Regions from separate parts of the Mus musculus genome. Here region 2 is linked to region 1. Evidence: chromatin loops called from intact Hi-C (ENCODE). Cell type or tissue: gastrocnemius. All regions are shown on one strand.

The links. Hi-C counts contacts between places; a loop is a spot of excess contacts. Peaks named below come from ENCODE experiments on the same cell type or tissue, not always from the same donor. Only the 100,000 strongest peaks of a DNase experiment are listed, where the experiment ranks them.
Region 2: it touches region 1 in a loop (2.6-fold over the local background); 8 of 42 quality-filtered maps call a loop at or near these places.

Annotation. Positions count from the first base shown.
Region 1 is chr2:178,882,060-178,890,059 of GRCm38, forward strand. No RefSeq gene overlaps it. Among named protein-coding and RNA genes, the nearest start is that of Gm35888, 35 kb to the left of the region's middle. In gastrocnemius, a CTCF peak has its summit at 3,837 (motif pointing left); a DNase peak (open chromatin) is centred at 3,847.
Region 2 is chr2:178,626,821-178,634,820 of GRCm38, forward strand. Gm40031 (a long non-coding RNA gene) reads left to right here and starts at 7,938. Exons shown (of 3, transcript XR_867146.2): 1 at 7,938-8,000. In gastrocnemius, no CTCF peak of the experiment used is centred here; DNase peaks (open chromatin) are centred at 3,125, 5,336, 5,585, 6,200 and 3 more places.

The DNA of each region.
Region 1 (8,000 bases):
TAGAATCATCTCAAGGCAGGCGCTGCCAGTGACGTTGTGAGTCAGGAGAACAAAGTCACAGAAGAGCAATTTTGAAACACAGGATAGAAAAAAGATGTGCACAGAGAATCAAGATAAAAAGAGGCCATACTTGAGTGAGCCATGCTGGGGGTAGTCAGAGAAAGAGAATTTCCCTGGGTTTAGGGAACAATTTAATACATGGAGCTAGTTCTAGGGTGTTAGAGGGGCGAACAATCAAAAGAAAGACAAAGGAGCCCAAAGACTGGTAACTGCAGACCACTCTGTTGTCCTAGAGCAGGGCCAGGAATGAGCGGACAGAGGCCTGGCACAGAGTCTGGCAGGAGCTGCAGGTTAGCAGTCTCCTCAGTAGGACCTTCAGCCAGAGAGGAGAGAGAACTGTCATGGAAGATGCACAAGGACAACAGAAAGGGGAAGAGACAAAGCAAGTCTGCTTCCCATCTGGGACTCTCCGTGGCAAATGCGACAAGAAGTGAGCTGAGTCAGGACACTAGTAAAAGACTGTAAAATTCAGTCTGTGTCCTACCAGGCAAACCAGAGGAGAGGGCATGCTCCAGGAAGCCAAGATTGAACCACATGCATTTCAATATCACATAGCCCAAAGCTAGAAGACTGAAGTGAGATTTACAATATTTCAAACTAAATGAACATGAAAATGTAACTCATCAGAATCTGCGGGTTGTGGAGAACGCAGTGTACACAGGAAGCTTCTGGAATGAAATGCAGTGATCGGAAAATACGGAAAATGGAAGATTCATAGTGTGCGTTCCACCTCAGGGAATGAGGTGGAAAGGCAGGTGCATGCAGCCCAGAGCAAGCCCAGGACAGATATGATGAGACCTGAAAAGAAAGCCAAGGATGTTGGAAACAACACCAACAAAGAAAGTCAACACACCTGAAGACCGATGCAGTGGACTTCCTGTGGCCCTCGCCAAAGTCACACCCTGAAACCAACCCCCAAGCTGAGTCCCTTGGGAGGTGATGGGGTCGTAGTTGGCTTCAGAGAGTTGCCCCACCCCTACCCATCAGTGTCAGGACACAGTGATAAGGTTCCATCCATGAACGAGGACATCAGATCTGGTGCCCTCAATCTAGGATTGTGACTTCCAGAACAGTGAGACACAGACCTTTGCTGTTTATAAACCACTCTGTGTTGGGGATTGGTTCTAATGCTTCGAATTATTCAGGAATCTGCAGGTCTAAATGCTGAAGGTCCCTGTCCCCAACTGGCTTTTGATTGATCAATAAAGAGTCACAGACCAATAGCTAGGTGGAGAGAGAGAGGGAAGGGAGCTTTTAGATTGCCCAGGCTTGGAATTGGGAGAGAAGAAGATAGAGAACCACCATGACTCAGGGAAGAAGGATGGGATATAAGGAGCCACTGGCCACTTCCCCGCTTGGGCCTGGGATAGCAGGGGAAGGTTTAGTAGTCTCAGGAGTACTGGAGCAGAGCATTTGTTAGTAGGGAAGGTTTAGGAGTGCCCAGCCTTTGAGCTAGTCACAGCATAGCATAAATTAACTGATGTGTGTGTGTGTGTGTGTGTGTGTGTGTGTGTGTGTGTGTGTGTGTGTGTGTGTGTGTGCGCGCACACACACACATACACACACACACACATGTCCTTCATTAGCCAATCCAGATTGCTCCTGAATGAGCATGCTCTTATGTCCTAATTGGAACCAAAGCATTGTAGCCAACTATGGCTAAAACTTGGCCTCTGGTGTTGTGCTATAGTAGCCTTAATAGTATAAGAAAATGAGGACAATACCATATATACCCTATCCCTGTTGGGATGGGGGAGTAAACCAAAGAGGCCATGGGTGCAGATGACTCAAAAGTTAAGAACTTTTGTTGCTCTTGAAGTGGATCTGAGCTCAGTTCACTTCTCATAACTTACATGGTGAATTGCAATCATCCATAACCGCCATTTTCAGGGATCCTACACTCTCTTGTGGCCTCTACTAGCACCATGTTGAACAGACATACATGTAGCCAAAACTCACACACATAAAAAAATAAAATAAAATTTTAAAACAGACACCATTACTGCTGTCTGATCTCATAAATATTGAAGTTATAATTAAGAAAATTTAACAAACTAGTCATTACAAATTTGATATCTGATATTTGAATAGTAAATAGACCTACTCTTTGAAAGATAGAAGAGGGAAAACTTACATAATGAGATTAAATAGGAAGAGGACATTGGACTGTTTGTTAGTGATCCACCACACACACACACACACACACATACACACACACACACACACACACACATACACACACACACAGACACCACACTTCTGGTGAATTCTACTACATGTTTAATAAGCAGTTTTTATGCATTATTTGTGATTTCTTTTAAGAACAGGAGCATAAACAGGATTCTGCCTGTGAGATCAGAATCATAGTATCCCCCAAATAGAAAACAACCCTGAAAGAAAGTAAAACCACTCACAGAACCTCTCGTGAACACACGTGTAGAAATCTTCCAACGTATCAGGAAACACAGTCTAATGGCGCTCAGATGCACCACAGCCAAGAAGAATTCGTGCCAAGCATGTGGGAATGACAGAACTTGGAAAAGGGTCAAGTATGTTCCACAAACCTTTTTATCCAGTACATAGAGAAAACCGTACAATAATATCAAGTGGTGCAGGAAAAACCACCAGGCAAACTTAATACCACTTATGGCAAGGACACAACAACAGAATAAGACTAGAGAGGAACCTTCCCAATATTATGTTGAAAGAAAACAAAGACTGGAGAGATGTCTCCTGGTTAAGGATACATTTTGACTCTTGCAGAGGACCAGAGTTTGGTTCCCAGCAACCACATCAGTGGCCTAAACTGCCTGTAGCTCCAGCCCCATTGAATCAGAAGTCCTTTTGTGGCTTCCATGGGTACTGCACTCATGTGCACGTGTATACACACACACACACACACACACACACACACACACACACACACACACACACACACAGGGACAGGGACACAGAGAGAGGGGAGGGAGATGGAGAGATTGGGTTTCATGCACATACACACATGCACACTCATACACAATAATTAAAAATATTTTTAAAAAGAAAAGAGCAGTTCTTTAGCACCAACAGTTGGCATTATACTTCTGTAAAATGTTTCAATCTTTTCCCCTCACAAGACAAAGGGTGCTTCCTCTCACAATCTTTCTTTAGCCTCATCCTGAGTGTCTTAGATAGAGGAGAAAAAAGATGGTGATAAGCCGAGCCACCATTGGTGGAATATAATTGCCTATGCAGAAAATGCTTAAGAATTGATGCCCAACTCCCAAAATTAATAAGGGACTGCAGTAAAGTTGTGGATGTCAGGTTAGTGGAGCTACTGCTTCGCATAGATTTTTCAGTGGGGGATTCAAATCCAATCGTGTTTATAATATCAGCTGTGTATGCAAAACATGCATAAAATATGCATGTAGAAAACTAGGGCTCCCCCGAGAGAAGTCAGAGGCTGCCCATGCTTTTGTGTGAGAGATTAACATCGGGGATCTTAACTCTTTGTTCTTCTTTTTAAAACTTAAATTTTTTATCAGTTAAGTTGGTTCCTGGACAAGTACATACATTTATTCATTCATGCAATACCTTTCAGTTACTCTTCTTCCCACAGCCTCTCCTCTCCCCTTCGTACAGCTCTCAGTCCCCTCCCTGACATGTCCCTATCTCAGATTCATGACGTTTGGTTTTAGCAGTGACTCATTTAGTTCAACCAGGGTCATCTACATGAACCCTGAGATTACCTATTGTAGCATGAAGGGATAACCAGTGGGCACAACTGCTCCCCCTGCTGGACTCTATCAGCAGGAAATATTTCAACCGAAGGGAGCAGAGGCTCCCTGAGCCCTTCCCACACCCCTGCCTCACTGATGTTGGGTCTAGGTTTGTTGTTTTTGTTTTTCTTATAGTGTGTCGCTATGTATCCACACTCACCTCACTGCCTTGAGGTCTCTTGAATGGGCCGGGATTACAGACTCATGTCTTCATGCTCACTACAGTCCTTCATATCTAGTTGTAAGCTGGATAAAGTCCAATAATAGCAACAACAATAGTAATAAATTAATAATAATAATAAGGATAATGATAATAGGGAACATGATATCTGGCATGGAGCTGGAGAAGTAGCTGAGAGCTCACATTTTTGTCCACAAGTAGAAGGCAGAGAGAGCTAACTGGGAATGGAATGGCCCTTTTAAACCTCAAAGTCCATCCCAATGACATATCTTCTCTAACAAGGCCACACCTCTTAATCCTTTCCGAACAGTTCCACCAACCATGAGCTGAGCATTCAAGTTTATGAGCCAGCGTGGAGCATCTTCACTCAGAACACCACAGCGTGTTTTATATCTTACATCTCTCATTGTTGAAAATCTTTTACTTCTTCCTTTGTAGACTGCAACCATCCACTAGATCAAATTCAGGTTCCCCAGTAAGTCAGTTTTCTGTTGCAAGGGACAGCACTTTAACCCACTGGAAGTCCTGTCTCAGGTTTGATTGCGCGTTCTGCCTGGCTTTGATTGTGTACATAAGAGGGTGAGGCTGAAGGCTGTCACTTCTTATTGGTAATGCAGGTAAACCAGGACTTTAACTCTGTTTGAAGCCTGTGTGCTACAGAAAAACAGCATTGTGAAGACTTCACAGAAAAACCCTGGGGAGATGGGATGCCCTGTTCTGTACTGTACTCTTCTTTTTCCACAATAAAGGTTGGTTAGCTTTTAAGCTTCCTACACTACATGCAAGTGAGAGGAGAATCTGACTTAACCTCGTGTGATGTATGCTACTGAAATATTACAGAGTTTCATTTTCAAATGCTCACTCGGGGCTCCGGAGCTGGGGCAGCCTTCTAAAGAATAGCCAGCAGCTTTGATCCTAGCTAGAGATCTGATGGGGAATGTGCAGTAAATGAGCTTGGCCCTGAAGGGAGGATAGCCCAGTGAGAAGATGCCCACTGCAGAAGCCAATTGTGAGGAGCAGTGTTTGAGCCCTGGGACACACATGAAGTATTTGAGCACACTAGGACTACTTGTACCCCAGTGATGGGGGAGAGAGAGAGACACATCTCTGTTGTTCGCTGGCCACCAGCCTAGCCTGATCTGCAAACTCCAGGATGGACATTCTCTCTCTCTCTCTCTCTCTCTCTCTCTCTCTCTCTCTCTCTCTCTCTCTCTCTCAAATGTGAGTAGCTCACAAGGAACAATAAATACTTAAGGTTGGCTGCAGGCCTCCATACGTGTACACAAGTATGTAACCAGAAACATGGGTACCACATCCCACATCAGCATAGGCACTCATGAATTGAAACAACGAAGACTTATTTTACTTCTGTACCTCCCATGGAAAGAGGGTTCTCCCGGTATCTCTGACACAGAAGCAGCATCGCTTCCAAGGGCTGACCCTGCACAAGGCAATTGGAGGAGTTAAGGCTGCCGCGGGAGCCCCAAGCACTGGACATTGAAACATATTAATAGAAGTTGACAGACCAATCAGAGTGTGAAGGAAACGAACCTGAGAACACATTTGGCTTCTTCACGTGAAAATGAACAGACTCGGGGAGAATCAAGGCCAGTTTAGATCCTTACCGCCCGCCACAGCACCGTGTCCTGCGTGAGGCCGCTCTGCTAAAATGTTGCTGGGGGCAAGGAATCTGTGTCCTTAGAACAGACATGTTACACCATTCCAAGGCCAGCACACATTTCCTTTATTTAACCTGTTGGTGATAGTATGCTCTCCTGTGTGCTTCACAGGCCACCAGGTCTTACCATCAGAGAGCAACTGGTGCTGGAGGTGACAGGCCACAGGCAGAAAAATCCTATTTAATTACCTTGCATCCTGAGTCTTTGGTGAGTGTTTGCATGTAGACCTTGGGTGGCACACGTGGAGATCTCTCTTCTTCCGGAGTCAAAGGGGAGTGTGCAGGGTTCTGGAGTGACATCATGAAAACCACCTTTCTCTGTGTGTATATGTGTGTGTGCACAAACACGTGCATGTGTGTATATGTTTGCCTGTGTATATGTGTGTATGTATGCATGTGTGTGTATGCATGTGTATGTGTGTTTACATGTATGTGCATGCATGTATGTATATATGTACCTGTGTGTGCCTGCATTGCATGTGTGTATATGTGTGCCTGTGTGTACATGTATGCGCAAGTGTGTATGTGTGTGACAGGAGAAAATGACTTCATGCTTAAGAGCACCTGCTACACACAAATGCCTGAAACTCCATTCCAGGGAGTCTGATGTGGCCGACACAGACTCCACATGTAAGTTAACAGATACCATACACACACACACAGAGAGAGAGAGAGAGAGAGAGAGAGAGAGAGAGAGAGAAAGAGAATACAATAAATCTTTAACAACACAAGGACAAGGAAAGGTAAATGACCTGGTCCTAATTAAGCCATGGATTTTCCCCTCTTATCTAAGGTGCTGCTTGTCACTAGGAGACTGGGCTATTGTGTGACACCCTTTTTTATCTTTCTCTCAGTCCTGTGACCTTCTTCCTAGTCCTGAGATGCTGGGCCACCACAGCACCTTACAAAGTACACTGGCTGAAAACCATGGCCTCTTTCACATCTGATAACGAGCTAATGATGGCATACGGGTCTTGGCTGATGTTCAGCCCGCCCTGGTGAGCAGTGGAGATCGGGCCCCTGAAAGCACTTTCTGTAAGAGGGCAGATCATAAATATTTTAGACTTTGCTTGCCAGGCAGTCTCCATGCAGCTTTTCCACTCCACTGTAGTCCTGGGAAAGCCGCCAAAGGCAGTGTGTACACTACTAAGTCTCTGCCCAACACAGCTGTTTACAGAGGCAGGTGCTGGCTCCTCAAACCACACAGTGCCAACCCCTGGTCTGGACCCTAGGACTCTGTGATGCAGCCAGCACTGGCACCCGTGGTTGGTAGCATCACTGTGCATCATTACTCTGATCATTCAGAGCCCAGCTGTGGAAAAGCTGAGGCCAGGCCCTCCCGAGAACAGTCCTCATGGACCTCATGAAAGAGAGCAAATGACCTCGCTCAGTGACAGTCTGACTGCATATTAAGTCAAGTCCATCTCCAGAGGATGTACTGTAGGTGCCACCCCACGCTGTCCCCAACTGTGACCTTTGCCCTTACAAGCAATCAGACTTGCCCTTATCTACCTACCATGGGCAGATGTCCATCCAGCTGTGTGCTGGGACAGAGGCTTAGGGACAGAGAGCTCTACTAGGGCCAGTTGGATGTTCAGGTTGGGCAGAAGACTGCACTTGAGAATCATGGCACCCCAGGCTTGTGGACTACACTGCAGAATGCTGTCGGGGCCTTTAATGAGCAAATCCTCCAGAGAGTTAGGAACATGAGAAGTCACTCAGCTGCATTATTGACTTGGGTGATCTGGGCCACTGCTGGAGTCCTGACAGGGAGGGGATGTGGCAGGTCCAGAAGCCAACATGAGAGGGATGGTGGCTGAGTTCCCCAGGGTGTGGCCAGAACAGACACACACCTGACATGCGAGTTGCCAGCTGCATATCATTTGTTAGACTTAGTCTACCAGCAGGTTCTCATTCTTGTATGACTGTTGGGTATTTTTTTGGTGGGGACATTCAAGATAGACAACATCAACTCAATTAATAATTTAACTTTCTGCTTTTAAAATAATTACATAACATTTTTTCTTTTATTTTATTTCATGGATTGAATCTTTTAACCACAGTGGGGTGATGGCAGCGATAATAATTATTCAAATGCCTTCCTCCAATGCCCAGAGCTCTCAGCATCATCCCTCACCCATGGCCCACCACAGAGCAGCAGAGCTCTGAAGCTGTCATGAGAGGCGTTGCCCACAGTAGCACATTAACCCCTAAGACCAGCAAGTCCTTTCACATTCCCTTGCAGAGGCCAGAAACAGAGACTGACGGAAGGACAGATGGTTAGCTGTGATTACATGAAAATGTCACAAAGCCATGTGATGGG
Region 2 (8,000 bases), 260 kb before region 1:
ATGGGAAGGTGGTAGGTTCCGTTGGTGAACAAGAGAAGTGGTTAGTTGAAGTGAGGCTGGACCGGTCTAAATGGCAAGCTTCCTGCTGTTTCATCTCTCTTAGCATCTCGTTGGGAATAACCTCTTAGTGTCTACACCATGAGGGCTTCGGAGACCGGTCACCCTGGGCTTCCTATGGCTTGTCATCCTGCCAAGGTGATTGTGCATAATGCCTGGAGTAGCACCAGCCTCTCGATCTCATCAGCCTGAAAGATGCTTCTTCTGGAAGCTTGGGTCTGGATGCTCCTTCCACACTAACGCCAAGGACATCATTCTGTAAGACGAAGCCAGTGTCCACTCTCCACGGAGAGCATGAGAAAGGAGAAAGAAGTGAGAAGGGTCTCCAAGCCAAACCCCTGGGTGGCAACCAGCGAGCGACTCATTGTTGCAACAGGAAAGATATCTGGGTTATGACAGCAGAAGAGAAAATGGCTCTAAGTACTTATCACACTCGGTAAGACTTTGTAAACACAGAAACCAGATGTTCTAGCTGAAAGCATCTAACCCTGAAAAGAGAACGAACACAAATGTTTTAACAAATGAATTGTTGCCAAATCTGCTACAAGATGCCGATGACCAGATATTTAACATTTGTCCTTATTCAGAGTCACGAGAAATAAGCAGACACAAACTGAGTTGGGTAACACCACAGAGCATGCTTTCTGTGACCTTCATTCTCCCCTGGGGAGGTGGGGAGGCGGGAGGCTGTCACCCATCCCCTGTGATGGCACAGGCAACAGTAACTCACCTGTTTCCTGGAGTTGTTAAATCAGGGAAGACAAATGGCCACAGGAGCAGGATCCCTTCCTCCTACATGTCAAATCCCTCACACGTTATATTTAAAAAATACAACTTGAAATCCTAGCCAGCCATGTCCCCTGCAGGAGACCAGAGAGCCTTGAAGACAGAAGAGAGGCAGGTAATCCTTGCAGCTGACTGAGGGATGCAGAGAGCAAAGAATGACAGATACCCAAGAGGACAGAACAGACCTGGGAGGTAAGGGTGGGGCTTCCGAGAACTGAGCTGAGGGAGCTAAAATTACATGCAGTAGCTCTGTCTTATTTTTCCATGTGTCATACAGCAATGGCTTAGCCTGAGGCCAAAGCAGTTACTGCAAGCTCTGGGGTGACAAGACTGAATGCTGTGACCTCAGGAAGGCAAGGTGGGGGAGGGTAGGCTTCACACCCAGAAAACAAGATCTGTCAACCCAGGGGCAGTGGGTCTCATTCCCTGGAAGAAAAGCAATGGGTTCAGTGCTTGGAGCTTAGAGCGGTGGGGCAGCAGACACTTGAGGAGAATCAACAGTAGACACGTGCGATACCAGTGCAACAGATGGAAGGAGCCAGACGCTCTCGGAGCAGGGCTAGCCGGTTCAGTGAGCAGACTAAAAAGAGCAAAGAGAGATAAGTACACCCCAAACCAGGTAGGCACAGAAGCCAGGAAGTTAGAAATGGGAACATCAAAATCCCAAGCTGATCTGTGGGCAGAGGGCAGAGGAGACACAGCTAAAGCTTTCAGGACACTTCAGGAATCCCACAGGGATGTGTAGATACAAGGAGAGCCGAACCATGCGGACAGTAACCCCTTAAGATCCACACCTCCTTAAAGAATCCCGGAAGGAGAGAAGGGACCAGAGAACAAGGAAAATTAAGACCCAGTAATGGTTCTGAGAGGAGGAAAGACCCACCCTAGACACGTAGGGGGGAAATTCCAGAAGAACAGAAAAGGATCAGATTATTCAAAACCCCCAGAAAGAAAAATGATATTTTTGGCTTAGAGGCAGAATTCTAGCAGTGTTCGGCTTCCCCGTGCCAGCAATAGATACCGGGAGACAGTGGAGACATGGCTTCACAGTTCCAGGGAAGCTGTTTGCATAACTAATCTTGCACTCAGCCAAAATAACACCGATTCATCAACACTTAAGGATTAGGAAATCTGTCTTGCGGAGACCTGGGAGGATAATGGGATGGTCACTGGAATGTCACAGATTGCAGCACATTCTGTCAAATGTGACATCAAATATCAAATATTCTATCAAATATGCCACGAGCTCAGGATTACATGAGCACTCATCGTACAAAAGCGGTGCAAGCCACGTCAGACTGTCCAGGCTGCATTTGCAGCCTCAGCTTCTAAGTGGCAATGCCCCTGCTCCCTCCTCTGCCTGGCGCCCTCCTAGCTGTGAGGTTTTCACAAGCCTCACTGCCTCAGAGGCCTCTATCAATTTAACCAGGCTCCATTAATAAGCACAAAGATGGTTTACATGTTTCCCTACTAAACAGTTATAGCAGTGAGTGTCCCTTAGTCTTTTGTGTTGCATATGAGTAATATTTATACAGGGGGAGGCCCTAACATGGGAATAATTACAGATAAAAGAGAACAGAAAATTAGAAACTTCACAGATGTAGCAAACCCACTCCAGTGTAATCACGGCCACTTATTTACTCTTCAGATAACAGAACTCTGCACTCAGCTCTTCCCGAAGTGCGGTGTGTATGTGTGTGTGTGTGTGTGTGTGTGTGTGTGCATGTGTGCGTGTACATGTGTGGTGTGTATGTGTGTGCTTATGTAGTGTATGGGGTGTGCAGAAGGTGTGTCCTTGATGTGTGTGTGGTGGTTTTGTATGTATAAAGTTGGTACATGAGTGGTAGACATATGTGGTTTCTTTGTGTGTGGTATGGTATGGGCTTGGTGTGTGGTGTGTGCATGTGGTGTGTGTATGTGTGCACATGTGTGTGATATCATTGTGCATGTGCGTATCTGCATGTGTGAATCATGGGGTATGTGGGATGGCGTGTATAGTGAATTTGTGTGCATTTATATGAATATGTGCGAAGTGTGTTTGTGTATAGGTCTGTGCTGTGTATGTGTTATGCATACATGTAGATATGTGGATGTTTGTTGGTGTGTACACTGACATGTAAACGTGTATATTTGTGATATGTGTATGTGGTGGATGTGGTGTCCTTTCGTGCACATGTGTGTGATGTGTCAGTGTGTGTGTGTTCTGAGTGCAAGTGTGTGGAAGGCGTGCACACCGGAGCCACTGTTGGCAGAGTCCTGTCTGCGCTGCCACTCTCCACCTACAGATGGCGCTGTTGCCTTGCTCTCCATTACTCAGGCCCAGGGATGGCCGTAATTACAAAACAAAAAGAGATTACACTGCATACAGGTGGGCTGCCTGCTTTTGTTGTTTGGGCCTAGCAGGCCAGGATCTATTCTTCACAACTTCCAGGCTGTAAAACTCAGATAACTTTGAGATGTGCTATTCTTCAGAAAGAAAAAAGAGAAGATTATATTTGACCATCGTTTTTGAAATCTTCAGAAATAAGCCCTTTGAAAATAAGTCTTTGAGAACTTCCGAGGGTGTGCATCCAGCCAGAGCGGTTCAAGGGAGACCAGCCAGTTAGGCTTCAGTTTTCAAGTTCTTCATTCTTGTCCTCTTCTAAACAAAAACACATGCAAATGCCCTGTTCCCTCATCAGAGAGCGAGTGTGTGTGTGTGTGGGGGGGGGGGGGGGGTGTCTCACAGCTTTGTAGAGCCCAGGGCTGTTGGTGGTTGCTTCTTGCAGGTAGACACTGTGGGCAGGAAGGAGTGGGCATGGCTGACCATCAGGCCTTCTGGATTGTGTCCATGGAAATGATTCAGATGTGCCCGGCGCTGGGATTTGGGTCCAGCCTGGGACCTTTCTCTCTTCTGCAGGAAGGAACTTTCAGTTATGCTCAGGATCCACAGCCCAGCCCGGCTGAGCTCGGGTCCATCTGTCAGGGATGTATGTATACTGCAAACCCTGCCTGTTGCAGCTGGCCTGTCTCTGCACAGCTTTGTACTCGTGGCAGCCTATTGGGAGTGGACAGCACCACGTGGTCCTCTCAGAATGAAAGATGCGGAGATACAGTGACCTTGAATCCCAGTCAAGATCGTGAATAATTGAGAACAGAACTCAGCTGCAGAACACACTCTGAGCTACTCAGTTTTCAGTGCTCTGAACACGTGATCATGACCTTTCCCGTCTACCTGGCTCCGGTTCCCAGCTCCAGGCCCTCGAGGCTGCTGTTGTGCGCTGTGGTAGAGCAATGCTTGTCCACATTAGTGAAAGTTGAGTTTTCCTGTGTGAGTCTCGGTTCCATCGGAATGGGGCTGCTAAGCAGCGTTCACACAGACAAGCAGAGTGAGCTCTGAGAACCGTAAAAACACATAGATGGCTTCATGCGTCCCCAAAGGAAACTACAGAAAGTTAGATGGACTTTGGAGGGTGCAGGGCTGTGTTGGCAGAGCTGATGTGGCTAACAGGTGCTGAGCAGGGCAGCCATGTGAGATGGGAGGCCTGAAGCAGGCTCCTCCAGCACCAACGGAGTTAACAAAGGCTGGGTCTCCTGTACGTTCATCCGTCCATCCGTCCATCCGGCAGAGCTGACATGGGGATCCAGGGTTGCTTTAAATGCTTGCCCTGCTGGAGAACCCTGGGCAGAAGTCATGGAAGGAGTCCTGGGTACTGTTCCAGAAAGTCAGAGGCCAAGAGCAAAATGGAGATCTGAGCCAGGAGGTCATGACCAAGGACCACAGTGCCCATCCAGGTTTAATTACAGCCAGAGTCCCGAGGCAGCAAGAGTCCAGCAGAGCAGAGAGCAAAGGGCACCTGGATAATGGAGCTCCCAAGTCGAGCTACAAGATGCTGAGGGTGGGACAAAGCTGCCAGTTTGCTTGCTGCTCCAGTACTCCTCTCTCTGGAGAGCAGCTGTGATAGGCCCCTTGCCCTGTGTCCACACTGATAGTCTTAGCTGTTCCAGCTGTTGAACGGCAGATGCTTGGAGTCCCACTTGGAGGAGGAGTCCAGAGTTAGGTCAAAATCTTTGGCACCCAGGGTTGAGCTTGATTAGTAATGCCTGCCAGGGGTACAGACATAACAAATAGGCACGCATGTTTGAGCTCTCTGGCTCTGAAGGCAGGGATTGATTATTAATGCCTTCCAGGAACACAGGTATAGTGAGTAAAGGCCTGTGGATTTGTATCTGTCTCTGGCTACCTGCAGTGAGTGGCACAAGCTGTGCCATCTGGGAGTCCGAGTTTTGGAAATAACTTTCACTTTGTAAAGTGTTGCCCCCATTTGGACTGTCTTCCAAAATTCTGTCCTGCAGGATTCAGGTCCTAGCAGCTTGAGCTGACTCGGCTACACAGCGTGCACATTTCTGCTCACTCTTCAAGTCATTGTCATGTCCTGCGTCCCCTCTGTCTCCCCCATGGTTTACAGGGATCCTTGAGAGTAGAAACGCCTTTAGAAGCTGCGTGTTCTCAGGGCCTGGCACATCGCCAATCCAAGTGGATGCTCGTTTCGCTCCTGTCCTTCCTCCCTATCTCCCTTTAAAATCAGCGCCGGACTGCACAATCCAATGCAACGCTCCTTTAACTGTACAAATGGATGCTTTCATCTGGCTCAATTTTCATAAAAGAGTACAGGGAAAGAAATTAAAATACAAAAATTCGGGCTGGAGAGACATCTCAGTGGTCGAGCCTGCTCTCCTGCCAGGAGTTGAGTTTCCAGCCTGCGCAGTGGGTGGCACACAGCTGCTTGTAACTCCAGCCCCAGGAGGATCTGACACCTCCTCTGGCCTCTGCAGGCACTTACATACACAGGCAAGTACACATTATTATAACTAAAAAATAACAATAAATTTTTAAGTACAAATATAATGAGGTTTAGTTAGGAACAGAAAGCCTCTGTCAGCTGAGTTTTTCATCCACACAGAGCTGTGGGGATTGGGGAGGTGCTGGGCTTTCTTGAGAGTCTGCACATGGTGGTTGGTGCAATGTCCTCACTGCCTCAAGGGTTCCAGTGTTAAGGGATACTGAAGCTTTGTGGTGCTGGGGAGCAGGGAGGCATGACTTGGTTTGAGAGCTGGGTAAAGCCACAGTGGGGCAGAGACACTTACTTGGATGTAGGCATTCAAGCAGCAGTTGGTTCAGGGGCAGTGCGGAGATGGCAGCCATCTTAGCTGGCATTTCCCTGAGTCTGCTGTTTCACCCCAGGTGCTTGCTGTGGATCAGTCAGCTGATCCTGACCTGACTTCTCTGTCAGGCCTGTGTCATTGTTACCGCTTTGCAGACGCCTGCTGGAGGCCAGCGTACAAATGGAGCTGCTCCACACCGGAAGTGAGCGGGCTCAAAGGGATGCCCCATGTGGAGTGACTTTGGCAAGTGACCTTGGCAAGTTCCCAGTGGTCTTCATTCTCTTGGCCAATAAATGCCAACCAGATTTCCTCTGCTGGGGCCCGGTGAGCATGTGTGCATTGGGCACAGATGAGGTATATCTCTGGGAGCTTGGGGGTCCACAGGACTGAAGGAGATACACACTTCTTGGATCCTACACCAGCATCTGCCCCGCCCTCACACTGTGCATTGCTGTAGTATTTACCGCAGTCTGCTTTCTCAGATATTTAATGCTGTGCACATCTGTCTCCACACAGGAGTGGAAGTGCTGTAGCAACAAGGGCCATATGCTTTTCATCTGTCCTGGAGCCTGCAATGGGGCTCTGCCAACTACCAAATGCAGTTCCACAAGCAATCACATGCAAGTTTAACTCTGTCCTGGCAGCCTGGGCTTGGACGCTCACCCTAGCCACCCCGGCTTCTCCTGGAGTTGAATCAACTTGACATGCATCCATTGGTGTCTACTGTGTGCTGGACTCCAGGGCAGGCAGAAAGCTGAGGGTCGTGTCGCCTCTGGCCCTGGAAGGGAAGGTGAGCCATGCTTTCGGGCTTTGTCCTAAGCTGTAGACATGCTCTGGGTCCAGACCTGCCCCCTGTGATGCCTTGACTCTGCCTCCTGCCTGGCAACAGTATGGTTGCCCACCCCCAGAGGCTGCCAGGAAGGAGGAACTGAAGAGGTCACATGACAGAAAGCATGCTGGTAGCTGACAATTGCTGGTTCTCACCTCCCTCACCCCTATCCCAGACACCAGCTCCTCTGTGTTGCTTAGCTCAGTGATGACACAGGCCACTCTCACAGGTGTTCACCAGTGATGAGCATGGGATTCTTGCTCTGGGCTTCCATGCAAACCATGATGTTGAACCTCATTGGTTCTCCACCCACTAGGTGCTGCCGCTGTCCCTGTGTGTATGTATTTTAAATGTGTCCTCACTATCACCAAATATCACCAGGGAGAGAGCAAACTCACCCTGCCTGGTGATTTTGAGAGGACGGTCCAGGGATCTGGGACTCACAGGTTTTCTTCTGCGATCCTACACATGCAGTGACCCATGTGTGCTTTGTTTTCGAGCTGGTGTGCATCTTCTTTCGTTAAGTAAAGCTCAGTTTTATAATTATTATTAATGTGCGGCTCACGTGCAAGCATTGGGAGCTCCCAGCCCTGAGGTTTGCTCACAAAGTAACCGGAGACTGGAGCCACCTCACAGGAAATGGTAAAACAGACGTGCCCCTCCCCCACCCAATCCCTTGGGATCCTGACCCTCAGACGTTGCTCCTCCCACTTTGCAGCAGTTGAGCCAGGTCTCCTGCTGCTTTATAAGCCAGGCCAGCTGGCTCTTGAGGGCTTGGAGGTCTCCAGTCTTCCCATCCCATCCCCCTGCAGGGATGTGCTGGGATTCTAGACATTTCTGATATCGAATTTGGTTTTACGTAGGTTCTGGGGATCGGAACTCAGACCTGCACACAAATGCTTTTAGCCACTGAGTCTTTCCCCAGGCTTTTCCTTGGCCTCTCCAGTAGCTGGGATTACAGGCCTGCCCCATTGTACCATCACGCCTGGGTTAATTTTTATTTTTCTATTTCGGTCATCGGTGTTTGTCTTTTGTGGAACAGTTCTTCCTTTCTTGTGTGTAAGTGAATGCTATAATTCCCTTCTGAATATTTGTATGTGGGATTAAGAAGCTTAGCCGAACGCATTGAGAGCACACTCATGGATAAACCGCATAGCATGAGTCTTTGCAAGTGAAGGGATTG